2 separate regions of the Homo sapiens genome follow, and region 1 is linked to region 2. A link is an interaction called in ENCODE POLR2A ChIA-PET data of the cell type or tissue named here. Cell type or tissue: GM12878. All regions are shown on one strand. Each heading gives the region's core, and the rest is flanking DNA. Links, peaks and the distances in the headings are about the cores only.

What was found. ChIA-PET counts read pairs that join two places held together with the same protein. Peaks named below come from ENCODE experiments on the same cell type or tissue, not always from the same donor. Only the 100,000 strongest peaks of a DNase experiment are listed, where the experiment ranks them.
Region 1: POLR2A ChIA-PET joins it to region 2 with 5 read pairs; 2 of 35 experiments call an interaction of 5 or more read pairs at or near these places.

What each region holds. Positions count from the first base shown.
Region 1 is chr22:40,290,484-40,305,868 of GRCh38, reverse strand. TNRC6B (trinucleotide repeat containing adaptor 6B) reads right to left here. Exons shown (of 23, transcript NM_001162501.2): 13 at 5,283-5,414; 14 at 4,864-4,959; 15 at 4,536-4,719. Among named protein-coding and RNA genes, the nearest start is that of ADSL, 48 kb to the left of the region's middle. In GM12878, for the core only: no CTCF peak of the experiment used is centred there; a DNase peak (open chromatin) is centred at 4,498; H3K27ac peaks cover 666 bases.
Region 2 is chr22:40,088,079-40,103,463 of GRCh38, reverse strand. It overlaps a transcript of TNRC6B not described here. Among named protein-coding and RNA genes, the nearest start is that of TNRC6B-DT, 51 kb to the right of the region's middle. RefSeq lists an enhancer at 1,520-2,040. In GM12878, for the core only: no CTCF peak of the experiment used is centred there; a DNase peak (open chromatin) is centred at 8,774; H3K4me3 peaks cover 295 bases; H3K27ac peaks cover 339 bases.

The DNA of each region.
Region 1 (15,385 bases), core at 3,179-11,178, 200 kb before region 2:
GAATGAGAGAAAGAAAGAGAAAGAGAAAGAAAAAGTAAGCAAGCAAGGAAAGGCAAGAACCTTAGAGAAAGCGGGCACTTTTCTCATTAGAGACTTGGGGATCAAATGCCACCACAGTAGGGCAGTCCCAGCGCTGCCTCACAAGGTTTGGTCAGGAAAAATAATCCAAGGGGTAAGAGAAAGAATAGGTGAGAAAATTGCCTTGAAAGGTTCAATCTACAAACCCCAAAGTATGAGAGGAAAAATCAGGCGAAGACGGACATAATTTTCTTTGATGTCACGTAGTAACCAGCCTGACGCTAGGATATGGAATGTGTCTGATGCATTTTGATGGAAGGAATTCTGGGACACTGTGCTCTAGTGGGTGCACTAACAAAGAAGAGATGGTGCTTCGCTAGTGACCTTCGGCTATTTACAAGCTGTCGTATCTCTAAACCCAAGAAAATACTGACTGTATTGTACTTTCCACTACAGCAAAACAAAATTTCCTTAGTCCACCAAGTGGTTTCCCTGAAATTTCTCACCAACACAGAGCTTTAGCTCAAATTAAGCCATTTAGTTCAGTTCAATGAATATTTATGGACAGTGTAATCTGTGCCAGGCCCTGTGTTAGGAGCTGAGGTACAAGTAGAGGTAAGACATGCCCCTTGCCTGTCACCTGCTTTTATCATTCATGCAAGGACAACCCTTTGCCTGCCTCATGCGTCTTTGCTAGAATTACTCTCTCTCATTCTCCACACACCCTAATTCATGGTCTGTTCACGACTTTTGGCTCCATTCTTACATCCTTGAGGAAATGCTCTTAAATTAACTTGTCCTTACACTGATCCTGCCTTCACTCTCTCTGTTTACAGTTCTGTTTTCTGCTCCTCTTTTTGCTATACATTAAAAAACAAACTAGTTTCTATAATTATTTTTAAAAAATCACCCATAATTGGCCATCCTAACACAACTGTTCTAAGTCCGTGTCCACATGTACACTTGGTATCGACACAATCATAATTGCAGCATAGATACAATTACTCTTCTGTCATTTTTATAATCTCCAATATTTATTCAGCTTTACTTTTCACAGGGATATACCAAATAAATATTACAAATTTTGATAAATTTTAAACATAAAAAGTGAAATTTTATCAGAAATGCATTTTCTAAGAAGATGAATTACTTTGTTTCTAAATGAGTTCAGATATCCACGGTAACCAACACTCCTTACTATAATGAGAATTTTCGCTACCATCTTATTTTAAATTTCTTTGTTGACATAAAGCACTAAGAAATTTGACTCATATAAATAAGTAGATGGGAACAGAAGGAGTCTTGTTATAACTTACTTCTCGAATTTCTTTTAAAGTATATGTTCCTTCCCCTAGCCCAGTAACACAGATACTAAAATATAATTTTTAGATAGGTCATTATCACCTAACAATTCAATTAGGTATTCTTTCTCTCTGTCTCCCTCTCCCTCTCACTCTTCACCTTGGCCTCCCAAAGTGCTGGGATTACCAGGCATGAGCCACGCACTCAACCTCAATTAGGTATATTTTCAATTTTGCTAAAAGGACAGAATTAGAAACCATCTGTTTTACAAAAGAATCAGTAAGGATTAGTTAAGCAGTCATTAGTCATTCAAATTCTTAATTTTGAGATAATGTAACAAAGAGGCTTTATCAAGACATATTAAGAAACTTTCAATTATTCTTGCTACTCTTTCACTTAGAGGTATCCTTTTTAGTTCAACATACTTAGCATCAGGAAAACTGAAAGACTGTTCATTTCATTACATCTTCGGCATTTAATTTATTAGAAAAAATTTTTTAATTTCTATATATGCTTTAAATATATTTTCATCAAATAATCTATTCAAAACAGGCAGCCAAATCTAACTTTCAGACCTAAAATGTATTCTTCAATTCAAACAAATATAATAATGCTAACTAAGGAAAAAAAATTATTTTTGAGACGGAGTCTTGCTCTGTCGCCAGGCTGGAGTGCAGTGGCATGATCTCAGCTCACTGCAACCTCTGCCGCCTGGGTTCAAGCTATTTTCCTGCTTCAGCCACTCCAGTAACTGGGATTACAGGTGCACACCACCACGTCCAATTAATTTTTTGTATTTTTAGTAGAGACGGGGTTTCACCATGTTGGAGGCTGGTCTTGAACTCCTGACCTCAAGTGATCTGCCCTCCTCCGCCTCCCAAAGTGCTGGGATTACAGGTGTGAGCCACTGTGCCCAGACAGGAAAATTGTAAGTGAAATAAATGACAAAACACATCTATCTTATAAGGCAGATTATAAATGGTCAGGTCACAATTAAAATGAGACCTAATAATGTTTATCTATTATTTAATAAGTTAACAAATATAGAAACAAGCTAATAAGTCAATATTTCTCTTTAATATGGAATAATATAATGCATAGCTAAATTTACAAGTTACTTATGAAACAGGAGTATGACAAAAATAATAAAATTTCTTCAGTAAATACGTATATATGTGTATGCTTAACTCTGATCCTTTAGCCATTAGAAGTAAGAAAGAATCGGCCAGGTGCAGTGGCTCACGCCTGTAACCCCAGCACTTTGGGAGGCCACGGTGGGCAGATCACCTGAGGTCAGGAGTTCAAGACCAGCCTGATCAACATGGTGAAACCCCATCTCTACTATACAAAAATTAGCTGGGAGTGGTGGCATGTGCCTGTAATCCCATCTACTCAGGAGGCTGAGGCAGGAGAATCGCTTGAACCTGGGAGGTGGAGGTTGTGGGAGGTGGAGGTTGGGCGACAGAGTGAGACTCCGCCTCAAAAAAAAAAAAAAAAAAAAAGAAGAAGAAGAAGAAGAAGAAGAAGGAAATACAGCATAAGGACACCTTTGTTAGTAATCAAGGGAGGCCCCGCCATGTTTGGTACCCTGGTGTTTTGCAGCCCAGATGAGCACAGAGCTGACCTTCTTCTATATCAAGTGCAAGAAAAGTTATTTCGAATTTAAGTCAGTTATCAGGCAGATCATCTTTAAGAATGAAAACAGTTGGTGGAAGCTAAGGATCTACAAAGTAATTCCGTTAAAATATCCAGATCAAGATCAAGAACACCTTGAAGTCTTTGCTCACCCCCTGCACGTGCAGTAGGAGGATCACGGGGTTGGCGCACAGTCAGCCGCTGCCATTTGTCCAGGGTCACACTGTCACCTAGAACCAGCAATTTCATGTCTTCCCAACTCTTTTTTTTTTTTTTTTTTTGAGATGGGGTCTTGCTCTATCACCCAGGTGGGAGTGCAGGGGCACAATCTCAGCTCACTGCAACCTCCGTCTCCCGGGTTCAAGTGATTCTCCTGCCTCAGCCTCCCCAGTAGCTGGGATTAGAGGCGCATGCCACAACGTCCGGCTAATTTTTGTATTTTTAGTAGGGACAGGGTTTCACTACATTGGCCAGGCTGGTCTCGATCTCCTGACCTCGTGATCTGCCTGCCTCAGCCTCCCAAGGGGCTGGGATTACAGGTGTGAGTCACCGCGCGCGGCCCAACTCGTTTTTTGAGTGTGCGTAGAACAGTATCTTCTTTAGAAGATAAATTCTAAATGTTGTCAGTTTGAGATGAAACTATGATGGTGTGTGGTATCTTTTCCATTTTAAAATTTTGTTTTGAAATCACTGTTTCCTCACCAATTAGATTCTGCTTACAGCATGTTTTCCAGTTCTGAAAGAGCTATGATTTGCCTGCCAAAAAATTCTTGAAGAATGTTAAAGGCATAACCTTACTTGTTCTAATTCTATTTAAATCAGATGAAATACTAATATCAAATGAATTTTTATCAATCTGCACTATAATTTTAGTTCATTTTTTCTATAGAAGGCAATTTTATTAATATGAGTACACTAAAACATTTCAAACTAGTACATATTTTAACAGATCATAACCTCAGCCATGTGTACCACTCACAGCATGCACAAGCATTTAAATAGGGTTTTAAAAATTCCCGGCGGTAGGAGAGCAGTTTGCCATTCATACACACGTATTGAAAGACTGCTGGCTTCATGCTGGTGATCAAAAAGTTTCAGATTTTGGGGCATTTTGGATTTTTAGATTAGGGGATGCTCAACTTGTAGTTAAAAGGTGGAAACAATCCAAGTTTATCCATTTCAGCAGAAAAGTGGGTAAACACACTGTGGTATATCTGCACAATGGAGTATTACCCAGCCTTAGAAAGGGATGAATTCTGATATGTGCTATAGCATGTATGAGCCTTTACTGTGTTAAATAAAATAAACCAGACACACACACACACACAAAAAAAAGGAAGACTGCTTTGGAGCCAGAGAAGTTAGAGGCCTGGCTCTGCTATTTAGTAACCATGTGGTGAGCTCTGGAAACCCACTGAAACTCAAGAAGCCTCAGATGTCTCATCTGTAAACCAGGGATAAGAATATTTACCTACCTTGTACAGCTGACATAAAAAAGGAGGGTAATGCAGGTGCAACCCCTACCACAGGCCTAGAGAGGTAGATTTCTAAAAAGGTAATTTTCTCTACCAACAACTTACCAGAACCATATCCAGGTATTGGCCCTTTGGTTTGAAGGTCTGGGAGCCCCACATTCAATGCGTTGGGTACCATGTTGTCCAGATGCGGCTTGGGCCCAACAGGATGAGAGGGCGAGTGCTTCATGCCTGGCTGCCTCTGCTGCTGCTGCTGCTGCTGCTGCAGTGCACTCACCATTCGAGCCAGCTGAGGGCCAAGAGAGACAGACACGTGATAAGCACGGCCCCGAACTTCCCAGGAAAAGACTGTGCCCGGTTCTTTGCCATCAGAGGCTAAGCCGGGATGTACTCCTCCAACACAGCACTGGAGGGACCCTGCCTACCCACGTACCTGCTGCTCTTGCTGTTGGCGTACAGCTTGAGAAATCTTTCTCTGGTTCTGTAACAACTGCTGCTGTTGCTGCTGCTGCAAGAGAAGCTGACATGCCTACAAAACAAGGGGGAAAGACAGAAAACCAAAGTTTCCTGAGATTGATTTACTGAGGACACCTAAAGGGTCTGTGCACTGAAGTACAGGTCACACAATCAAAAGTATCCAGGAGGGAAGTAACACCAAATTCCCGGTCTCTTGGTTACATTTTCCTCCAGTTGAGCTGACAACCCTTAAGCACACTCCATAGTTTGCAAAGAAGTGTGGACTAGCACCCTTTGAACATAGAAAGTGGCAAAGATGTGGGAAGCAAATCAAAGCTAAAGAAAAAAAAAAAGCAAATGACCTTTTTAGCCACAGGAAGAAAATCTTCTACTTACCAACTGAAACTGGGGAATTTGTGGAAGCTGGCTCAGCATGGCAATTTGTTGAGGAGATAACTGGGGCCCCACATTGAAAAGACCTGGACTCAGGCCACTGTTGGGAAACTGCTTGAGCATTGAGGCAGAAACCTAGCCAAAAAAATAAAAAAGAAAGAAAAGAAAAGGAATCTTCAGAATTTATCAAAATAAAACTGTTTTTCTGTGAAAAGAATCTTGATGAATCTAAAGCAAGAGTTGTCAAACTTTTCTGTGAAAAATATATAACAGGAAAAATACACTCAAGGGTTAACAATGATTATCTTGGAGCAGTGAGATTACAACAGTTTTTAAATTTTCTTCTTAGACTTTCCAATTTTCTACAATAAAAAGTATAAATTTTATATTCAGGAAAACATCTTCAAGAAAAAAAAATTGATGACAATATGGCTTTTATCCAACCAAGAAATTATTACTGGAAATGTGCCATAAAACAAAACATGCTACATTGCATAAAGCTAATAAATAATACTTACGTGAAAGTATTTCTGTGCTACAAGTAAGACAAATATATTAACTTGTAAATAGAAGACATGAGTTTCAATGCATGGCTTCTGATAGCAAACACCCACAGAGTGGCAGTGTAAAAAAAGAGCCAGCATCAAAGAGCCTGGAAGGTCACTGACCCGGCAGGGTCCTTCTCCCTGTTCTCAGGAGTGAGCTAGGCGAGGCTGCAGGAAGCTCTGGCGACAGAGGATTCCCTCCTATCTTTGGTTTGCTCCTCTAAGATGATTTAAGTAAGAAGAAGTGAGTTTCCCTGCACCCTCATCTACTGAACCCACTGGACTAGTTGGGGCCATGGAGAACAAGCTTAAGAACGTGTCCGTGAGTGCCAAGTAGTGTAGCACAATGGCCAAGAATTTAGTCCTAGAGGCTGGGCACAGTGGCTCACACCTGTAATCCCAGCAGTTTGGGGGACTAGCTTGTGCCTAGGAGATTGAGAACACCTGGGCAACATAGCGAGCTATCATCTCTTTAAAAAAATAAAAAGGTTAAAAAAAGACTTTAGAGCTGGGTGTGGTGGCTCACGCCTGTAATCCCAGCACTTCAGGAGGCTGAGGTGGGTGGATTACCTGAGGTCAAGAGTTCAAGACCAGCCTGACCAACATGCAGAAACCCCGTCTCTACTAAAAATACAAAATTAGCTGGGTGTGATGGCGCATGCCTGTAATCCCAGCTACTAGGGAGGCTGAGGCAGGAGAATTGCCTCAAGCTGGGAGGCGGAGGTTGTGGTGAGCCAAGATGGTGCCATTGCACTCCAGCATGGGCAACAAGAGTGAAATTCCATCTCAAAAAAAAAAAAAAAAGACTTTAGTTCTAGAGGCAGACTGCCTGGGTTTGTAATCCCAGCTCTGCCTGCCTCCCCAGTTTTGTTTTTTTTTTTTTTTTGTTTTTTTTTTTTTGAGACAGGGTCTCACTCTGTCACCCAGGCTGGAATGCAGTGGCGTGATCATGGCTCACTGCAGCCTTGACCTCCCGGCTGGTCTCAAACTCCTGGGCTCAAGCCATCCTCTCAAAGTGTTGTGATTACAAGTATGAGCCACCGCTCCCAACCCAGCTCTGCCATTTCTTTTTTTTTTTTGAGACGGAGTCTCGCTCTTTCACCCAGGCTGGAGTGCAGTGGCGCTATCTTGGCTCACTGCAAGCTCCACCTCCTGGGTTCACGCCATTCTCCTGCCTCAGCCTCCCGAGTAGCTGGGACTACAGGCGCCCGCCACTGCGCCCGGCTAATTTTTGGTATTTTTAGTAGAGACGGGGTTTCACCGTGTTAGCCAGGATGGTCTCAATCTCCTGACCTCATGATCCGCCCGCCTCGGCCTCCCAAAGTGCTGAGATTACAGGCGTGAGCCACCGCGCCCGGCCCCAGCTCTGCCATTTCTAAGCTGACTCAGAGCAAGTTACTCATTTAGCCTTTCTGACCCTTACTTTCCTGATCTCCAACTGGAATGACAACAATATTAACTTCAGTCATTATTAGATTTTATGAGTTAATCAATGTCAAATGCTTAGAGATGTCCTCCATAAATGTTCACATTATTCCACAGGCTGATTCTTCAAATGTCTTCAGACAATGATTACAGTTCCCTTGCATCTCATCTTCAGGCTCAATATGATCAGTTCTTTCACCTGTATCTCCTTCCATTTCTTGGTGAAGAGCCAAGAACAGAAAGGTATTTTCTAGAGTAGTCTAACACCAAGTAGACCCTAAGCATTCTGTTAAAAGCTGTGCTTTCATGAACAATGCCTAAGATGTCAATTTCTCTGGTGATTGTAACTCCTGATTCACACACTAAGCTTAATGTTAGTTAAAATCTATAATATTTAAAAACATGCTTTTGTTCCCTCATGTAATATTTAACCCATGTAGCTGGGTTTTTTTTAATGATTTTTTAAATTTATTTTTATTTTTATTTTTATTTTTTGAGATGGAGTCTCGCTCTGTTGCTCAGGCTGGAGTGCAGTGGCGCAATCTCGGCTCACTGCAAGCTCCACCTCCTGGGTTCACGCCATTCTCCTGCCTTAGCCTCCCGAATAGCTGGGACTACAGGTGCCTGCCACCATGCCCGGCTAATTTTTTGTATTTTTTTTAGTAGAGACGGGGTTTCACCATGTTAGCCAGGATGGTCTCAATCTCCTGACCTTGTGATCCACCTGCCTCGGTCTCCCAAAGTGCTGGGATTACAGGCGTGAACCACTGCACCCGGCCTATTTATTATTATTATTTTTAGATAGAGTTTCACTCTGTCGCCCAGGCTGGAGTGCAGTGGTGTGATCTCGCCTCACTGCAAGCTCCACCTCCTGGGTTCAAGCAATTCTTCTGCCTCAGCCTCCTGAGTAGCTGGGACTACAGGCACGCACCACCACACCCAGCTAATTTTTGTATTTTTAGTAGAGACGGGGTTTTACCATATTGGCCAGGCTGATCTCGAACTCCTGACCTCGTGATCCACCCGCCTTGGCCTCCCGAAGTATTGGGATTACAGGCGTGAGCCACCGTGCCTGGCCTTTAAATTTTTATTGATTTTTTAATTTGAGCTTAAGACCTTACGTATATCTTTATGAGCATGGCATATAGAAGATGCTCCATAAATATCTATTAAATGAATGAACCTCTATCATATTTAACTTCACAGTCACCCCACCAAGTTCTTGTTGATCCTATTATTCTACTTATTCCCAGTTTGTGTTCCCCCATCCCGTCACGGATGGGAATGCTGAACTTGATAGAGCTGAGGATAATCTAGTCATATGCCGCTAAAGCTTCCTTTCAATATGAAACGATCAGCCTAGGAATCGTCAGTTACTAATCCACACAACTGTTTTAATGTTTAGCCAATATATTTCCATCTCATCCAAAAGAGAGAAGTTGTCAAACGGCCTGTTAAAGTAGAGTACAACAACTATATTGTTCTTCTATGCCAGTATTTCTACCAATCAATGAAGGGAATGTATGAAAACTTGTTAGCAAACTATGATTATTGATTACTGCCATACGTACTCAAAAGCAATCTTCTTGATAATCTAGATTCTTTCCTGGAATTGGGACCAAGTTCATTAGTCTTCTAGCTACTTTTTCCTTATTTCTCCTTTCAGAAATCATTTTAAAAATTTCCCCAGGCTGGACATGGTGGCTGACACCTGTAATCCCAAGCACTTTGGGAGGCCAAGTCGGGCGGAGATCACTTGAGGCCAGGAGTTTGAGACCAGCTTGGCCAACATGGCAAAACCCTCTCTCTACTAAAAATACAAAAATTAGCTAGGCATGGTGGCAAGCGCCTGTAATCCCAGCTACTCAGGAAGCTGAGGCACGAGAATCGCTTGAACCCAGGTGGCGGAGGTTGCAGCAAGCAAAGATCGTGCCACTGCACTCCAGCCTGGACACCAGAGAGAAACACCATAAGGAAAAAAAAAAAAAGGCCGGGCGCGGTGGCTCACGCCTGTAATCCCAGCACTTTGGGAAGCCGAGGCAGGTGGGTCACGAGGTGAGGAGATCGCAACCATCCTGGCTAACACGGTGAAACCCCGTCTCTACTAAAAATACAAAAAAATTAGCCGGGAGTGATGGCGGGCGCCTGTAGTCCCAGCTACTCGGGAGACTGAGGCAGGAGAATGGCATGAACCCGGGAGGCGGAGCTTGCAGTGAGCCAAGATCACGCCACTGCACTCTAGCCTGGGCGACAGAGCGAAACTCTGTCTCAAAAAAAAAAAAAAAAAAAAAAATTCACCATTCTCCTCAATTTCTTATAGTGGAGGGGTGCTTCTTTCCCATTTCTGATCTGAGGCTCCACACAGAGGACATCCACCTTTATTTTATCATAGAACTTAAGGCCCTTAAGGCCTCTTTCTCCTTCTTGGAAGCAAACCTGGAGAGAGGACTGCCCCATTACGGTGACTCTGGGTTAAGGCTGGAATTCGGTATTAGGAAGTACGCACGTTCTCCATTATCTGCTTTGTTGGTAGTAAAGAGGGTACTGTGGCCCCAATATGTTTTCCTCTTTTGCCTTAAACATTCAGAATGCGGGCAGGAAAGATGGGTGTCATTAAACTCCCCTCGAAGACTCCCAGCACTCCTCAAAAATCACAGACAGGGAGGGCTCCACAATTCTCTTCACAAATTCTTTCTCTGCTCTAGGATCTGTCTTTTGGTTTGAACGTCCTTCTTCTTAATATAAAAAACAAAAGCAACAAAAATTTTTACCTCCACTCTGTAAACCCTGGGCATTACACAACTAGTCCAAGGCAATGATTCCTTTCCTAGTCACCAAACTGCATCAAACCAAACTCTAAAGGTTCTTTTAATCTACCTCATTTTTTTTTGCAAGTCTCAGCTTTCTCTGTGTTTTATTCATGCTTGCTTTTACCCTTACTATCCATCTTCTGAAAATGTCCCATTATAAACTAAGTTAATCAGAAAGCTTCCCCATCTCCATTGCATCTTCTCATTTCATCATTCTTTGGCATCACGGTCAGAGTTAAATTCCTCAGTTTCCTAATACTTTTGAACCACCATCTCTGCTACATTCTCAAGACTACATGCCTATCTTTTCTTTCTTTCTTTTTTTTTTTTTTTTTGGAAATGGAGTCTCACTCTGTTGCCCAGGCTGGAGTGCAATGGCATGACCTCAGCTCACTGCAATCTCCACCTCTCGGGCTCAAGCGATTCTCCTGCCTCAGCCTCCTGAGTAACTGGGATTACGGGTGCCCGCCACCACGCTTACCTTTTTGTATTTTTTAATAGAGACGGGGTTTCACCATGTTGGTCAGGCTGGTCTTGAACTCCTGACCTCAAGTGATCCACCCACCTCGGACTCCCGAAATGCTAGGATTACAGGCGTGAGCCACCATGCTTGGCCCATCTTTTCTTTGACACTCTTCTAGTCTATAAACATTTGACCAAGTTCAGGTTTCCTGTACTAGGCTCATCAGCTCATTTTCTCTCAAGATCTGTCACTTTCACTCCACCCATCAACTCTGTCATTTTGGAAAGTACTCTAATTTCAAGTAATAGTTCCCCCCAGCTGCTTCCTCTCTATCCTCTAAGAGATGCTGAGTGTTACCAACCAATTTAAAAATCTGTTTGACTTTCTATTTTAATAGGTGTACTCCAAGCACACGTGAGCACCAAGTGAGCACACCACTACAGGGCATGCTGCCTCTGCACCAGTTTTAGGGCGAGCATGAGGAACACGTCCTCCACAATTTCCCCCAGATAACAACTCCTCTTCATCTCTGCTCTGAATTCACACAAAATGTCACCAGTGTGACTTAACTTACTGTCTCTGATATAATAATTTCAAACTCACTATAATTTGAGTCTGGGGGAAAGGAGGGTGAGTATAGATATATTCTGTGCTATTGAAACCATGTTCCAAACCGGATTCTTATCCCACCATACCTCAAGGATCCATAAAATCTTATGTACCACCTTCAGTGTGAATCCTAAATTCATCTCAGTTAGCGACTGTATTTGGTAACATAGTGTTGCCCATAAATTCATGCCCACTGGGAACCTCAGAAGGTGATCTCATTTGGAAATAGAGTCTTTGTAGATGCACTCAAGTTTAAGACGAAGTCATACTGAATTAGGGTGGGCCCTAATCCATTAACTGGTGTCCTCATATGAAGAGGGAAATTTTGAGACAGAGAAGAAAAAGCCATGTGAAGATAGAGACACATACGGGAGAACATCGGATGATGATGGAGGCAGACAGTGGTGATTTCAGACTGAAAAGCCTCCAGAACTGAGCTCAGGTTGATTGATTGATTGATTGACTGATTGACTGATTGATTTTTTGAGACAGGGTCTCACTCTATTGTCCAGACTGGAGTGCAGTGGCACGATCATGGCTCACTGCAGTTTCGGCTTCTTGGGCTCAAGTGATTTTCCCAACTCAGCCTCCCAAATAACTGAGACTACAGGCATGCACCACCATGCCTGGCTAATTTTTGTATTTTTTTTTTTTTTTTTTTTTTGTAGAGATGGGGTTTTGCCATTTTGCCCAGGCTTGTCTCGAACTCCTAGGCTCAAGTGCCTGTCTCAGCCTCCCAAAGTGCTGGAAGTACAAGTGTGAGCCACTGTGCCTGGCCTTTTTTTTTTTTTCTAGGTAGAGCAGACACTTTGGTCATAAAGAGATCTGCAGCACCCAAGTCTCTCACACAAAGTTAACTGCACTTTCCCAACAATTCTACCTTTGAAATCATTCTGATATGCATCTTCCCATGACTTAATATATATTAACTGCGCTCAAAATACATGTGCGGCACAGCTATTGATGCTCAGGCTCCAGCAGTGAACACAGCAGGCCCAGACCCTGCTGCTGTGAAGCTTATTACACTCCTAGGGGCAGGGCAGACAAGGAGCAAGCATGGGAGACACAGTAACAGGGCAAGAACCCATTATTCCCCACCATTCCCCTACCCCCCTCCGCCCCCGCCCTCAGGCATTCCTACTACTCAAAATTAGCTAAAGAAACCACCAAAGTAAAACCTGCCCGTGACCCAGCAGTACCATCGAGAAATTCATCCTGGGAGACAAACATGAGAATATTATAGCAGGCCAGGCACGGTGGCTCATGCCTGTAACTCCAGCATTTTGGGAGGCCAAGGTGGGCAGATCACGTGAGGCCAGGAGTTCGAGACCAGACTGGCCAACATGTGAAATCCTGTCTCTACTAAAAATACAAAAATTAGCCAGGCATGGTGGCTGGCAGCTGTAGTTCCAACTACTTAGGAGGCTGAGGCAGGAGAATTGCTTGAACCCGGGGGCAGAGTTGCAGTAAGCTGCGATCACGCCACTGCATTCCAGCCTGGGCAACAGAGGGAGACTCTGCCTCAAAAAAAAAAAAAAAAAAAAAAAGAAAAGGATATTATAGCAGCACTGCTCATAACAACAAACATCTAGAAGCAATCCAAATGTCTATGAACAGTAGACCTGGTAGTAGAATAGGTAAATTATGGTATAGTCATATAATGGAATATCATATGAACCATAGCTGCCCAAATCCACATGGGAATATATTTGAAATAATACAAGTAAAAATAGCACAACAAAAGAAGGAGGCTCTATACTATATGGGTTAAGTGCAAAAAAGGCAAAATGAAAACAACAGATTGTTTAAAGACAGAGAGACACATGCAGAAAGAATATAAAGAAAAGCATAGGAAAGTGATCTTTAGAAGCCACCAGCTCGTATGTTCCATAAACTGACAATTTTAGAGACAATAAAAGTGTAATTTTTGAGAAATTCCTATCCCAGCCGTGCTCAACTTCTCCTTTCTTAGGATTGCAAATGTACTGCCCCTCTCCAAAGAATACAGAAGGACCAGGGAAAAGCGCCACTAGGCTCCAGGCAAACACCTGCTCACGCCCGCCTGGGCTGCAGAGGAATCACGGTGGTGCAGGTCTGCACATTCTCCATTTCAGGGAGTTAATTATTCTGGTTTAAAAGCCCTTCAATCTCCTGCTGGATTGGAGAAAGTAAAGATCTTGTTGCAATCGATATGGCATTTAACAAAGCACTGCAGGTGCAAAATGACAGCAATTTAAAGTCAGGACAAAAGCCTGCTGGAATATGTTACTTTCTCAATATTGTATTTGAGTAACTGGAGGAAACAGGCATGGTAGAAACCCAAGGCCCGGAATATTTGTAACAAATCTTAGAAGTTTCAGTGTCATCCTTTTTTTTTTTTTTTTTGAGATGGAGTCTCACTCTGTCGCCCAGGCTAGAGTGCAGTGGCACAATCTCAGCTCACTGCAACCTCCACCTCCTGGGTTCAAGCGATTCTCCTGCCTCAGCCTCCTGAGCAGTTGGGACGACAGACGGGTGTGCGCCACCATGCCTGGCTTTTTTTTTGAGACGGAGTCTTGCTCTGTCGCCCAAGCTGGAGCGCAGTGGCACGATCTCGGCTCACTGCAAGCTCCGCCTCCAGGGTTCATGCCATTCTCCTACCTCAGCCTCCTGAGCAGCTGGGACTACAGACGCCTGCCACCACACCCAGTTAAGTTTTTGTATTTTTAGTAGAAATGGGGTTTCAGCATGTTGGCCAGGCTGGTCCCAAACTCCTGATCTCAGGTGATCCACCTGCCTTGGCCTCCCAAAGTGCTGGGATTACAGGCATGGGCCACTGAGCCCGGCCTCAGTATCTTCTATGTTTACATTAACTACTGATTGCCCCTATAATGTGGTCAAAAGGAATATAAAATCTGGTATTTATCAAAACCTTTTAAAATATTAATGTGCTTTGACCCAGAAATTTCATTTTGGGCAACTAAATTTAGAAAAAATGTGGGCAAGGGTTTATGTATAAGGATTTCTCTGCAGCATTATTTGTAACAGGGAAAAATTAAAAACAATTTAATACTCAACAGTGGGGGAAGGGAATGTTAAGTAAATCAAGGTAAATCTACCTGATGAAACATCATTATGATCACCGTGAATGCTACATAGCAACAGCAGAAAATTCAAGGACACAATGTTAACATCAGGTTCTAGTGACCCTGAGTGCAATAATGTGAAAAGCATCCCTGTATATGAATAGTGTCTGAATAGGGAATTAGTAAAAATAATTCCTGTCATTGTATTTGGGTTGGAGGTTTCTTTAAGAATTTGTTTCTCCGCTATCCAAACTGTGTGTGGTTATCTTGTCTTTTTCATTTTTTTTTTTAAGACAGGATATCACTGTCACCCAGGCTGGATTGCAGCGGTGTCACCATGGCTCACTGCAGCCTCAACCTCCTGGGCTCAGGTCATCCTCTCACCTCAGCCTCCCAAGTAGCTGGGACTACAGCATGCACCACCATGCCCGGCTAATTTTTTGTATTTCTGTTAGAGACAGGTTTTGCCATATTGCCCAGGCTGGTCTTGAACTCCTGGGCTCAAGCAATCTGCCCATCTTGGTCTCCCAAAGTGCTGGGATTATAGGAGTAAACCACCGTGCCTGGCCTTTTCTTTCTTCAGAGTTACCCAACTGCTTCATTTTTTAGAAATACAGAAATGTTGGGAAAAGACAGAATAATCCAATATTTAATATTCTGCTCCCAGTATGCATTAAATAAATAAAACAAAATTCAAAAATGGAGGGAACACAAGTAATTTTCTTTTTTGGGTAGAGCAGACACTTTGGTCATAAAGAGATCTGTAGTACCCAAGTCTCTCACACAAAGTTAACTGCAACTTTCCCAACAATTCCACTTTTGAAATCACTCTGATATGCATCTTCCCATGACTTGATATATAGTCACCGAGCTCAAAATACATGCCCTGCTCAGGCTCCAGCAGTGAACACAGCAGGCCCAGACCCTGCCACTGTGAAGCTTATTATACTCCTAGGCGCGGGGCAGAGAGGGAGAAAAGACAAGGAGCAAGCGGGTCGGGGGGTGGGGGAGTGACAGGGCAGGCTGCACACTGTACGTAGCTGCCCTGAGAAAGCTCCTAGGGAAGGTGGCAGAGAAGCAGAGAGCTGAAGGAGATAAAGACTGAGCCATGCTGCCATCTGGGAAGGATGTTCTAAGCGTATGCTTGGTGTGTGGGGGCCACTTGGCTGGAGCAGCATGAAGGTATGGG
Region 2 (15,385 bases), core at 4,055-12,054:
TGTGCTCAATGAAAGCAGCCAGACTTGAAAGACTACGTACCGTATGATTCAATTTTCAGGGGCTGCCTGGGGCATGGCGTGGGAAAAGGGACTGACAGCACTTGGGCAAGAGGGATCTCTGTGGGTTGACGGAAATGTTCTAAAACTGGGTTGCGAATGATGATGGTACAACTGTATAGACTTTTTTTTTTTTTTTGAGACAGGGTGTCATTCTGTCGCCCAGGCTGGAGTGCAGTGGCACGAGCAGAGCTCACGGCAGACTCAAACTCCTGGGTTCAAGCCATTCTCCTACCTCAGCCTCCCGAGTAGCTGGGAATACAAGCACATGCCATCATGACCAGCTAAATTAATTAATTAATTTATTTATTTATTTTTATTTATTTATTTTGAGACAGACTCTCACTCTGTCCCCAGGCTGGAGTGCAATGGTGCGATCTTGGCTCACTGCAACCTCCAACTCCCTGGTTCAAGCGATTCTCCTGCCTCAGTCTCCCGAGTAGCTGGGATTACAGGCATGTGCCACCATGCCCAGCTAATTTTAGTATTTTTAGTAGAGACGGGGTTTCACCATGTTGGCCAGGATGGTCTCCGTCTCCTGACCTCGTGATCCACCGGCCTCAGCCTCCCAAAGTGCTGGGATTACAGGTGTGAGCCACCACGCGCAGTCAATTTTTTTATTTTTATTTTTTTAGAGATGGGGTCTAGCTGTGTTGCCCAGGCTGGTCTCTTAACTCCTGGCCTCAAGCAGTCTCCCCATCTCAGCCTCTCAAAGTGCTGAGATTCTAGGTGTGAGCTACCACAACTGGGCAATTTACTATGTTTTAATTGTATATCTAAACTGGGTGAAGTTTATATATATGATGTATATAAATTATACACAAATAAAGGTGTTTTGTTATAATGCAAATACCCGGCACTCTTTTATAACTAGCTATGATTCTCACATATTTAAAATCTCATCCACACATGTGAGGCCAAATCATGTAAGACTAAGACAGAAGTCAGCTTTTAAAAATTAAGAAATAATTAAATGTCACATACTAAATATCTTAAAAACCCAAACTGTCCTCTCTATACTTATTTTCCAAATAATGAATCCTAATAAGGGACAACAACAAATAATGATCCTGATAAGCAGGCTTTCACTGTCATTTGTTTATTTCATCCCACCTGTACAAACACACACTTTGGCCTCATCTGCATTTATAATTGCAAACATGAGTATCTGGCACAATATCTCCCTCCTTGTTTTTGTCCAACAGCAAGCATAAGAAAAAGGTAAATCAGAAAGCATAGTATATAATGTTTTTTTAAAAAAATATATTCATATGATAAACACGATTTCTAAATAGGGTTTAAACTAACCCTTAGAAATTAACAGTTCTTTTATATACACAAATGTACCATAGTACTTCAGATTAAATTCTGCAAGTCCTAAAATGCTATCCAAACTAGTTTGCTGAACTGGAATTGTTAAATTGGATACTGCTTAAAGTAGGTCACTGGCTCGGCCATGAAAGTATTTGGTAATGCAGAGATCTACTTGCAAAGTCATCTGTCATAATGAGATTTGACTTAGACAAAACCAGAGAAGCGACACCGGTTGGGTGTCAATTGTCAGCTGTATTTTATTCAAATAAATCTCATTTTAGATTTATCTCACTGCAGATTCTTGAACTGGGAAATAACAAGATGAAAGAAGTGTTTTCCAAAGAGTAAATCTGGTGTCCATGTTTAGAAAATGCCTCTTTGCTTCCTGTCCTTTGTCCCACACATCTACTCAGTCTCTAAAGCCCATTAATCCTTCTTTTGAAATGTCTTTCAGCTTCATTCCTTTCTCTCCACTTCTATTCTCACCACTGCAGTCCTAATTTGAGTCAGGAGGCTATAAAGGACAGGAAAACTAGAAAAAAAAGCCCAACTAGAGACCATTAGAGTAATCTAAAAGGGGAGTGAAGAGGACTCAGTCTAGAGCAATGGTTCTCAAAGTGTGGTCCCCAGACAGCAGCAACAGCACTTGGAATCCTGATAGAAATGTGAATATTCAGACCTTATCCCAGAACTAGTGAGCCAGAAATGCTGGGGGTGGCGCCGGCAATGTGCTGTTAACAAGCCCTCGGGGTGATTCTGACATAGGTTAAAGTTTGAAAATTAGTTATTTAAAGAAGCAGGGGCCAGGAGTGGTGGCTCACGCCTGTAATCCCAGCACTTTGGGAGACCGAGGTGGGCGGATCACAAGGTTAGGAGATCGAGACCATCCTGGCTAACGCAATGAAACCCCATCTCTACTAAAGATACAAAAAATTAGCTGGGCATGGTGGCAGATGCCTGTAGTCCCAGCCACTCGGGAGGTTGAGGCAGGAGAATTGCTTGAGCCCGGGAGGTGGATGTTGTGGTGAGCCGAGATCATGCCACTGCACTCCAGCCTGGGCAACAGAGTGAGACTCCATCTCAAAGGAAAAAAAAAAAAATGCTGAAGAGAAAGCAATGGGCCCAGATGAGGAGAGAACTTGGGGACCTGCTGAGAATGTCTTCCACAATGTCCCTCCAATCTCCAAACCACCCTATCAAAAAAGAACTCTTCTCCAAACCTATCTCTAGGTGTTACTGACTTTTGATACCACAACCCTCTACAGTGCTTAGGTTCAATCTTCCTTCCCCCAGTCTCCATCCAATATAATACACTCATCCCTCAGTATCCTTGGGAGATTGGTTCCAGACCTTTGGTGTATACCAAAATCCATGGTTGCTTAAGTCCCTGAAACAAAATGGTATAGAGACTGGGCACAGTGGCTCATGCCCAAAACCCCAGTGTTTAGGGAGGCCAAGGCGGGAGAATCGCCTGAGGCTAGGAGTTTAAGTTCTGCCTGGTAAGACCCAATAATTAAGACTCCATGTCTATAAATTTTTTTTTTTAATTAGCCTGACATGGTGGTGTGCACCTGTAGTCCTAGCTACTAAGGAGGCTGGGGCAGGAGGATCACTTGAGCCTAGGAGTTCGAGGCTGCAGTGAGCTATGATTGTTATCACTGCACTCCAACCTGGGCAAGAGACAGACTCCGTCTCTAAAAAATAGGCCAGGCGCAGTGGTCACGCCTGTAATCCCAGCACTTTGGGAAGCCAAGGCAGGCGGATCACTTGAGGCCAGAAGTTCGAGACCAGCCTAGGCAACATGGCGAGACCCTGTCTCTACTAAAAATACAAAAAAAATTAGCTGGGTGTGGTGGCACAGGCCTGTAATCACAGCTACTCAGGAGCCTGAGGCACAAGAATCATTTGAACCTGGAAGGTGGAGATTGCAGTAAGCCAAGATCACACCACTACACTCCAGCCTGGGCAAGAGAGACCCTGTCTCCATAAATAAATAAATAAATAAATAAATAAATAAATAAATAATAAAAATAAAATGGAGGGGCCAGGCGCAGTGGCCCACGTCTGTAATCCCAGCACTTTGGGAGGCCGAGGTGGGCGGATCATGAGGTCAGGAGATCGAGACCATCCTGGCTAATATGGTAAAACCCCATCTCTGCTAAAAATACAAAAAAATTAGCCAGGCATGGTGGCGGGCGCCTGTAGTCCCAGCTACTCGGGAGGCTGAGGAAGGAGAATGGCGTGAGCCCGAGAGGCGGAGCTTGTAGTGAGCTGAGATTGCACCACTGCACTCCAGCCTGGGCAGCAGAGCGAGACTCCGTTTCAAAAAATAAATAAATAAAATAAAATGGAGAAGTATTTGTGTATAACTTGTGCAAATAACCTAATGCCCCCTCCTTAGGTACACATCTTCCTGTATTCTTTAAATGTAATCTCTAGGTTATTTATGATATCTAATACAATGCAAATGCTATGTAAGCAGCTGTTGTACTGTATTATTTAGGGAATAATGTCAAGGAAAATAGTCTATATGTGTTCAACAGAGACGCAATTTTTTTCCTGAATATTTCTGATCCATGATTGATTGGAGTCATGGATGTAGAACCCATGAATATGGAGGACCGCTGTACTAATCTTGTTGAGGCTCTAGGTAGTCAAGGAAAAAAGACACATACCACAATGTGGAAAATTATGATTAAAAGAGTGCTTCAAATCAGTGGAGAAAAGATGAATTATTTCAGCAAATGATTTTTTAATAACTGGCTAGTCACTGTGGGAATCCAGAACAGGAAGCTATATATTCCTTACTGTATGTTTTTTTTTCCTTTTTTTTTTTTTCGAGACAGAGTCTCACACTATCGCCCAGGCTAGAGTGCAGTGGTGCACGCGATCTCAGCTCACCACAAGCTCTGCCTCCCAGGTTCAAGCAATTCTCCTGCCTCAGCCTCATGAGTAGCTGGGATTACAGGCGTCCACCACGGTGCCCGGCTAATTTTTGTATTTTTAGTAGAGACGGGGTTTCACCATCTTGGCCAGGCTGGTCTCGAACTGCTGACCTTGTGATCCATCCGCCTCGGCCTCCCAAAGTGCTGGGATTACAGGTGCGAGCCACCGTGCCTGGTCCTACTTTATGTTTTCTTACTCCATATATCAAAATAAAATTCCAGAAAAATCAAACACATCAATTTAAAAACAAAAAGAGCTGGGTATGGTAGCATATGCCTTAAATCCCAGCACTTTGAGAGGCTGAGGCAGGAGGATCACTTGAGCCCAGGAGTTCGAGATTGCAGTGAGCTATGATCATACCACTGCACTCCAGTATGGGTGACAGAGTGAGACTGTCTCTTAAAATAAAAAAACTAAAAAAAATTAAAGAAATATGACAGTAGCAGATGAAACCATGGGTAAAAATATTTTTATAATCTTGAATTGAGGAAGACATTCCTAAAAGCATGATAAACCCACCCCAAGGGAGTAAGAAATTACTAATACATTTCACTACATAAAAATCTAAATCTTTTCTATGACTTAGAACAATTTTGATTAAAAAGTCTGATAATGCAAAGGTGTGTAGACAGGCACGATCATATACTGATGGCGGGATGCAGAGTGCCTTTCTACAGCACAATATGACAACATCTGCCAAAACCTGAAATATGCATCTCTTTGATATAGTAATTCCCTTTTTTTTTTTTTTTTTTTTTTTTTGAGACGGAGTCTCGCTCTGTTGCCCAGGCTGGAGTGCAATGGCGCAGTTTTGGCTCACTGCAACCTCCGCTTCCAGGTTCAAGCAATATTCCTGCCTCAGCCTCCTGTGTAGCTGGGATTACAGGCACCCGCCACCGCACCCGGCTCATTTTTGTATTTTTAGTAGAGATGGGGTTTCACCATGTTGGCCAGGCTGGTCTTAAACTCCTGACCTCAGGTGATCAGCCCATCTCAGCCTCCCAAAGTGCTGGGATTACAGGCATGAGCCACCATGCCCAGCAGCAATTCCCCCTCTAAGGGTGGATTTTACATACACTTACACACACACACACCTCACAAGTATACAAATGTATTTATTTAAAGTTGTTTTAATCTAACAACTACTTGTTAGATTAAAATAAGAGCCAGCCAGGAGTGGTGGCATACACCTGTAGTCCCAGTTACTTGGGAAGCTGAGGTGGGAGGATCATTTGAGCTCAGGATTTTGAGGCTAGCTGGGGCAACATAGCGAGACCCTGTCTTAAATAAGTAAATAAGATACGCCATTATAAAACATTTTGTATATCTTAATCCCCTGTTGGTCAAAAATATACAAATAAATATATAAAACATATATATTACATTATACATTATCTGCGTGTATATATAATGTATACAATGTATAATACAGTGTGTGTGTGTGTGTGTGTGTGTGTGTGTGTGTGTGTGTGTGTGTATGATATACCTGAAAGCATGGAGAAAAGTCTGGCAAGACATCCAACAGCCTTTAAAAATAGGTACCTTTGGCAGAGTGCAGTGGCTCACACCTGTAAATTCAGCACTTTGGGAGGCCTGGATCACTTGAGTCCAGGAGTTCAAGACCAGCCTGGGCAATATAGCAAGACCCAATCTCTACAAAAATATTTTTAAAAATTGGCCGCGTGTGGTGGCACCCACGTGTAGTCCTAGTTACTCGGGAGGCTGAAGCAGGAGGACTGTTTGAGCCCAGTAGTTGGAGACTGAAGTGAGCCATGATCACACCACTGCACTCCAGCCTGGGAAACAGAGAAAGACCCTGTCTGGCTGTCTTAAAACAAAAACAAAAACAAAAAAAAAGGACACACCTGAGGAATAGGATGCAAGAATTTTCCATTTTCTACTTCATAAACATCAAGTTTTTACAAAGAGCATAAATTGCTCTTATAATAAAAAATAAATCTGATCATGTCATTCCTTTGTTCAACAAGTTCAAAAGCCTTCCAGCCCACAGACAACACAGTCCAAACTCCCCAGTGAGATGTAAGGATGGTTCAGCTATGCCACCTGACACCTCACCCATCACCAGGGTGAACTCCCCTGATGGGGCAGGTAAGGATGGGGTCTCTGTTCTCCCTCCTCCACTGTATCTTTCCTGAAGCCTGGTGCCATATGGTCCTTAATGGTCAACTCTGATAACCTTTTGTGTCATTTGCAAAGCTTTTGTCATAATGGAGCACACTGCTACTACATTCCAACTTGTTCTTTTCAGAACAATGTTGACAAAGCTGTTCAAATAAATTAATAAATTTCTTCTCTGCTTTCATGGAGAAGTAAATTCACATGCCAATGTGTAGGTGGATCAATAAAACCTCCCCTTCTAAAAGCCAAAATCTAACATTATGCTTTCTGGCTAATAAATATTAACTTTTTTTTATAGACATTCGTTGGCATATATCTGGCATAGTATGTAACACATGACTATAAAAATTACAGTTGTTTAGGCACAAGAGAAGACTGGGGGAAGTTTTCTTAGAAGTGATGAGAGGTGGAGCCAGTTTTGTGATCTCCTTGGCTGGGGCATAATGGATGATGCACACTGAGTAGCTGGACAACATCTTGATGAAGTCCTACCATTCATCTCACAAGCCCAGACTCATGTTGCTGTCAAGGTAAAGAGATTATCACACCACCTGTATGCTAGTGCAAGTTTGATCCAGGGCTCAGTTAATAAAAACATCCTATCTCTGCAGGAAATGTAGATGCTTCTAAAAGAGGTAACGCTATGTGGGAATAACAGATTGTCTCCTCTGATTATCCATAACAACCATGGTTTCTTAGTATTCACTGGGTATTACCTGTGCTTTACTCTAAGCTGTTCCTTATGGCCAATGATTGTCCTCACAGACTTCCTAAGAATTGGCCATTGGAAGAGTTCCCTGTGGCTAAAGATTTGGAATCTGAAGTCTCATAAAGTTTTGGCCATGATCCTGGCATTGAGTGGTTGACCATTTACCATAAGAAGCACCAATGTGTTCAATACAACAGATCGTGCTTTCTGAAGCTGGTCTCATAGTCATGTTTATATGTTTCTAAGACAATCAACTCAGTAAGACACAAGGATTTGGGGCTGCGGATAGGAGGGGTACAGAGGAGCTACACTGCTTAGAAGGCCTAGGCTAAAGTCACCAGCTTAGTTACCTGGTGATGACATGGATGAGCCACTTTATCAATAACATCCGCCTTGAGCATGAGGGTTACAGGTTGTGGTACTTGTAAATTTTGTTGATATCCATCTCCCCTATCAAATGGGGTACCTTATTCATTTCTGTATTAACAGTGCCTGGCACAGAGTAGGTATTCAGTGAATGTTGGCTATATTAATGAAGCACAGGTATAAGGAAATACACATCATATAATAAAGGGGCAAGTGAGCAAAACTGATAATTGCCTACTAGATGGCATGAGGTGGTAAACTCAGTTACTTAAAGGATAATGTTAGGCTGTGGGCTCAGTCACAATGTAGGTCAGTTAAATTTATGGGTGCTTCATGGTCACAAATCATGGTTACATCGTAATCATGGCAATTGTGGTAATATCATTATTTGTTTTGCAAATGCCTGGAATCCAGATTTGGCTAGGGGTAAACTTAGGTTCAATTAGAAAGCTACATTTCCCAACTTTTCTTAAGAAGAGAGGTGGCTACATGTCACAGCTCTGGTCAATCATTAGATGAGGCACACCTTTTATACCTCACTTGGGAGGGTGCGTGGTCTGAAACGGAAGCAGAGAAATGGCCTTGCCACCATCAAGGATGGATCAAAGGAATTTGAGATATTAACAACACTGGGAGTGACTACTTATTTCCCAATTTTCTGGTGTGTAGGAAAAAATAAATCTTTATTTGGTTAAAGCAAAGTTGGATATTCCATTACACAGAGCCTAATTTATTTCTAATTGATAAAATCACAGAGGTAGCAAAAAGAGTTATGAGGCTGCTGTAATAATCTATGTATCCTAATAACTGAATGAGTAGTCAACTTCTTTGTGGTAATATAATTGTAAAGATTTCTGGAGTGTACGGCCTCATGAAACGACAACACTCTAGCTAGCAGCTTCAATAATGATTTGAGATGATCTAACCAAATCAAAATGTTTGGAAAGAGTGTTGATGCTTACATGCTCTCCGAGACATACTGCAGTATCATCAGCAATAAGACCAACTAAAACAGAGCAACATCCAGCCTCATACGAAATTAGCAAAAATCTCCTCTCAACTACATGCAAGTGGTAATCAAAACCAAGTGGAAAAGAAAAACTGAAAACATTTCAAAAAGCACCTGCAGAAGAATGCTACTATTCCAGCTGCATATTAAACTTCTGTTTATCAAACATGTTCAACATTCAACATCTGGCCTTTCCACAAGCTAGTGCTTACCAATGAAATGCTAAAGAACACTTTTCGTTTAAGTAACAGCCACTGGGAAATCTTAAGCCAACTCAAGGGCAGTTTGGTTGTAGTTCATATTTACTTCTGAAGAAATGAAAGTGAAACAGCTGTTTTAACCTTCAATAATTTATACACAAAACTCTCCAGCCATGGGTACTACACATTTAAATTCTGGGCTTCACAACACTTTCATCAACTTCTTCTTCAAACTGTTTTTGTTTTTTTAAATATTTCATATACAGTATTTTCTCCTGTACTTGAGTATCTGCTATCAAAATACTATATTTCATCAATTTTGAGATTCATGGTTTTTTTCTTTACAAGTTAACATTTGTGAAATCTGGACAGATTTTACAATTAATGACATCTTACAATTAATTGGCAGCATTCTTTCTTTCTTAATGGAGCATAAAATACAATATGTCTTAGGAATGATGGCATCTTAAATTCCATAAAATATGGTAACAGCAATCCCTAACATTTACTAGATGCGTACTGTGTAGGACTCATAGTGCTTTACATATAATTCATCTGCTTATCAAAGCATTCCATGAAGTAAGTACTACTGTCATCCTGTTTTTAAAATTTTTTTTATTTTTAATTATTATGAGTACATAATAGTTGTATACATTTACGTGGTACATGTGATGTTTTGATACAGGTATACAACATGTAATGATCAAATCAGGGTAACTGGGGTATTACCTCAAGCATTTATAATTTCTTTGTTAGAAAAGTGCCAATTCTACTCTTCCAGTTATTTTGAAATATACAATAGATTATTGTTATCTATAGGCATCCTATTGTGCTACCAAATACTAGATCATATTCATTTTATCTAACTGTATTTTTGTACCCATCAACCATTCCCACTTGTCATCCTATTTTGTAGAGAAGGAAACGGAGAAGTTAAACAACACAGTTCACTAGCAGTACAGCTCAAACTATCTGACTCCAAAGTTTAAGCTCTTAACAACTGTCCTAACTGAAAGCTCAAAAATACTCTTCTACTTTTCTCCATTCATAATAAAAATGGTTTTTATTTCAAAATGCTTTTGTTTTGCCCTCATTCTTGACAGATGGTTACTTTTCTTCCAGCACTTTGACGATGAATTGTCTTGTGGCTTCCACTGTCACTGAAAAGTCAGCTATCAGTCTGCAGTCTGCTTTTTCTCTCAGGACTGTACTAGGATCTTGAATTTGCCAATGTATCCAGGTGATATTTCTCTTTCTTTACCCTGCTTGAGCTTCCTGATTCAGACGATTTAGTTATTTCATCAATTTTGGAAAATGTCTTCAAATACTGCCTCTCCCCCAGTGCTTCTATTCTCCTAGAACTTTGATCAGATGTTATATGAAACCTTCTAATTCTATCTTCCATGCATCTTAACCTTTCTTTAACATTTTCTCTGTCTCTATGGGTTTTATGTGGACAATTTCTTTAGCTTTATCTTCTAGTTCAGTAAGTCCTGCTTCACTTGTGTCTAATTTGCTTTAAGATTAGACTTGTCTACTAAATGCCAAATTCAATGATGTTGTTTGCTTCTGAAATGGTTATTTTTTCATTCTTATTTTCTTAATTGATAAAAATTGTATTTATCATGCACAGCATGTTTTCAAGTAGGTATAAACTGTGGATGGCTAAACTGATGAAATGGTTCTTTTTCAAATATATCTGATTATTATTATTTTAGCTAGTCAAATACCTCTATAGTGGCATACACCAGTTGCAAAACCCATCCTTGACACACAGGACTTTTGGCCTGATTATTCCTGATAGTCTCAGTTGCCATCTTACACCTTAAAGTTAATTGGCAGCATTCTTTCATTTACAATTTACAATATCTAATTACATTTACATTACACTTACAGTATCTGTTTTTAGCCAGGCATGGCGGTCTGCACCTCTAATCCCAGATACTCTGGAAGCTAAGGCGAGAGGGTCATTTGAAGACCAGAGGCCGGCATTTGAGACCAGCCCAGGACACAGAGCAAGACCTTGCCCCTAAAAAAGTACTAAAAAATTAGCCAGGCATGGTGGTGCATACCTATAGTTCTGGCCACTTGGGAGGCTGAAGTGGGAGGATCACTTGAGCCCAGGAGTTTGAGGCGGCAGTGAACTATGATTTCACCACTGTACTTCAGTCTGGGTAACATAGCAACAACCCATCTCTAATTAATTAATCACCAAAACCATAAAAAAACACAATTTCCTTAAAATATTAAATATACTTATTCTATGTTCAGTTTCCAATAATTACAATATTATAGACTTTTCAAATCTGTTTTTTTTTTTTTGAGACAGAGTCTTGCTCTGTTGCCCAGGCTGGAGTGCAGTGGTAGATCTCAGCTCACTGTAACCTCTGCCTCCCAGGTTCAAATGATTCTCCCACCTCAGCCTCCCAAGCAGCTGGGATTACAGGCACATACCACCATGACCAGCTAATTTTTGTATTTTTAGTAGAGATGGGGTTTCTCCATGTTGGCTAGGCTGGTCTCGAACCCCTGACCTCAAGTGATCCAGCTGCCTCGGCCTCCCAAAGTGTTGGGATTACAGGCGTGAGCCAACACGCCTGGCCTCAAATCTGATCATTTTTGTTGGTTCTGCTGACTCATTCACTGTAGCTCAGTGTTTTGAGTGTTTTGTGACTCTTCATTTTCGACTTCTGAATAATTTTATTTGTGAGACATATTTGAGTCCTAAGTAAGGTGTATTTTTCTCCTGAGAAGATTTATGTTTCTCTGGCAGGTTCCTGGAGGCACTACTAACCCAAGAACAATTTAAATTTTACACTGCACAGATAGTATGAATTCAAGTCTCACACCCATACACGGGCCAGTTTGTGGTTATAAATTCTCAAGGAAAGTTTTTTTTTAAGTTTCATTATAAAAAATGCTAGACACAGAAGTAGACAATAATATAATGAACGTTCAAGTTCCCATCGTCAGCTTAAATAGTTAACTCCCGGCCAACACTCTTTCACCTGTATCCCTTATTGGTATCCCTGCCTTCACATTAGTTTTAATGCAAGGACATTTCATTGATAAATACACTGGTAAATACCTATCTCTAATATATTTTTAAAAACCGTTAAAAATTTATAATACCATCATTACACTTTAAAAACATTAGTAACAGTCCCAATACCATCAAGTAATCAGCCAGTATTCAAACTTCCAACTGTCTCGTAAATGTCACACAAGACTTTGCTTTGCTGTGCTTTTTTTTTTTCTTTGCAATTTATTTGTTGAAGACCCCAGAGCTTCACATAATCTGGATTTTTCCAACTGTACCCGATGGTGGTACTAATATGCTGCTCTGTCCTCTGTAATTCTTATAAATTACTATATAGCTCTAGAAGCCAGATCTGTTTGTATAGGAAAGGGATGGTATATGGTTAATGTAGTGTTAGCAAGTGGTATCCAATAGCTTTTTTAAAAAATATCATCATGCTTTGGGAGGCTGAGGCGGGCGGATCACGAGGTCAGGAGATCGAGACCATCCTGGCTAACACGGTGAAACCCTGTCTCTACTAAAATAAAAAAAAAAATTATGCGGGTGTGGTGGCGGGCGCCTGTAGTCCCAGCTATTCAGGAGGCTGAGGCAGGAGAATGGCGTGAACCCGGGAGGCGAAGCTTGCAGTGAGCCAAGATCGTGCTACTGCACTCCAGCCTGGGCGAGAGAGTGAGACTCCGTCTCAAAAAAATAAAAAAAACTTTATTGGTATTCAGATTGTCTCATCATTGGATGAAGAGAGTCTTCTCTTGTATGTTCTTTGGTTCTTTTGATGTGATCCTGATCACAGTCTTTTATGACTTCCTTGTTACGTGGTGTAGCCGGTTCCTGTATCAGTGATTTCTCCAAATAACCCTGCTTCCTGTTAGTGAGAATTGGTATTCCAAGACCACAATTTGGGGACTAGGGTTACACATTGCTACTGGTCACTGTTTATAGGATTTTTCAATTGAATGGGTTAGGAGGTGTTTTTTGTCTAAGATAAAATATATCAATAATTCATACCACAACTTGTAATTCAAAATTAAGTTAATCGAGAGAATGAGAAGATAAGTCAAAGACTGGGAGAAAATACAAAGATACATCTGATAAAGGACTGTTATCCAAAATATACAAAGAATTCTTAAAACTCAGCAATAAAAAATAAACAACCTGATTAAAAATGGTAAAAGACCTGAGCAGACACCTCACTGAAGAAGATATACAGATGGCAAATAAGGATACGAAAAGATACTCAACATCATATGTCATTAGGGAACTACAAATTTAAAAAAAAAAAAAACAATGAGATGCCACTACACACCCATTAGATGCCCAAAATGCAGAACACTGACACCACCTAATGCTGGTAACGACATGGAGAAACAGGAATGCTCCTTCATTGCTGGTGGGAATGCAAAACCGTATGGCCACTTTGCAAGACAAGTTTGGTAGTTTCTCACAAAACTAAACTTACTCTTACCATTCAATCCAGAAATTGTGCTCCTTGACATTTGGTCAAATGAGGTGAAAACTTATGTTCACACAAAAACCCACACATGGTGTTTGCAGCCGCTTTATTTTTATTTACTGAAACTTGGAAGCAACTAAGATGGCCTTCAATAGGTGAATGGATAAACTAGAGTACATCCAGGCAATGGAATATTATTCATGCTAAAATGAAATGAGCTATCAAGCCATGAAAAGATGTGAAAAAACCCTAAAATACATACTACCAAGTGAAAGAAGCCATCATGAAAAGGCTATGTGATTCCAACTACATAACATCTGGAAAAGAAAAATCTACGGAGACAGTAAAAAGATCAGTGGTTGCCAGAAGACAGGGAGATGGAGGGATGACTAGGTGGAGCAGAGAAGATTGAGAGCACTGAAACCACTTTGCATGATTCTATGATGGATACATGCCATCATACATTTGTCCAAACCCATAGAATGTGCAACACCAAGAGCGGACCCTAATGCAAATGAACTTTGAGTAATAATGGTGTACCAACATAAGTTCATCATTTATAACAAATAGACCTTTCTGGTGTGGGATGTGACACTGCGGGAGGCTGGCAGGGACACAGAACAGGCAAATATGATAACTCTATACTTTCTGCTTAATTTTACTGTGACCCTAAAACTGCCAATTAAAAAAAAAAGTCTTAACGCTGGGCGCAGTGGCTCACGCCTGTAATCCCAGCAATTTAGGAGGCTGAGGCGGGTGGATTATTTGAGGTCAGGAGTTCACAACCAGCCTGGCCAACATGGTGAAGCCCCATCTCTACTAAAAATAAAAAAATTAGCTGGGTGTGGTAGTGTGTGCCTGTAATCCCAGCTACCGGGGAGGCTGAGGCAAGAGAATCGCTTGAACACGGGAGGCGGAGGTTGCAGTGAGCCAAGATCACACCAATGCGCTCCAGCCTGGGTGACAAAGTGAGATTTCATCTCAAAAAAAAGAAAAAAAAAGTCTATGAAGAAATCAAGTTAACAGGGTTTTATTTAACCTCTTTTATTTTATATTTGTATCTCCTTTCACCCATGTTGGGAATCTGGATCTCAAAACAGTGGAAATTATAAAGTACCACATAATTACTCATTTGTTTTTTTCTGACAATATACACTCAACAACAATCTCAAAATAGTACTAACAAGATCACTGGTATGTTCCACATGAGTACAGTTGAAGGACTTTGTTGTTGTTGCTACTGTTTGTTGCAGTTCTTTTTTCACTCTCAGGGCATATACCCACTAAGAATGTAAAGTTCGAATTAGTGAGGTTTAAAATTTAGGTTTACTTGTTTCTCATTTTCCATTTAAAAAAGCTATCAACCATATTTAAGGCAGTCTAGCTTCTCTCCCTGTCCCCTCTACCCTATTTCCTTCCTCCTTCTCTCATAATTTTTAAGCTTGTATGATTTATTCTTCCATTAAAAAAATATAAATTGGCTGGGCAAGGTGGCTCACACAGGTAATCCCAGCACTTCAGGAGGCCAAGGTGGGTGGATCACCTGAGGTCAGGAGTTAGAGACCAGCCTGACCAACATGGTGAAGCCCCGTCTCTACTAAAACACACACACACACACACACACACACACACACACACACACACACACAAAAGTAGCCGCCGGGCATGGTGGCAGGTGCCTATAATCCCAGCTACTCAGGAGGCTGAGGCAGGAGAATTGCTGGAATCTAGGAGGCGGAGGTTGCAGTAAGCTGAGACTGCACCACTGCACTCCAGCCTGGGCAACAGTGTGAGACTCTGTCTCAAAAACAACAACAACAACAAAGAAAACAAAATAAATAAGTTGCAGATACTGAGATCAAAATATGTAGAAGCTCTTGCATTCATAGTAAGTGGAAGAACAGAGCACAAACACCACTGGGTCTGTAGTCAGAAGGCCCGCTGTCCAGTTCCTGCTTCACCACCTATTAGCTGGCCTTGAGGAACTACCTAATTTTTCAGAGCTTCAGTCTCTTTTCTGTATGATGTGAAAAATAGTAAATATCCACCTTATAAGGTCGCTGTGAGGATGAGACGAGATAGGAAAGTCTTTTAAAGGTACAACTTTTTATGAGTTCATCCTTGGAGTGAAGGTTTCTGAAGATTAGCCAAAAAT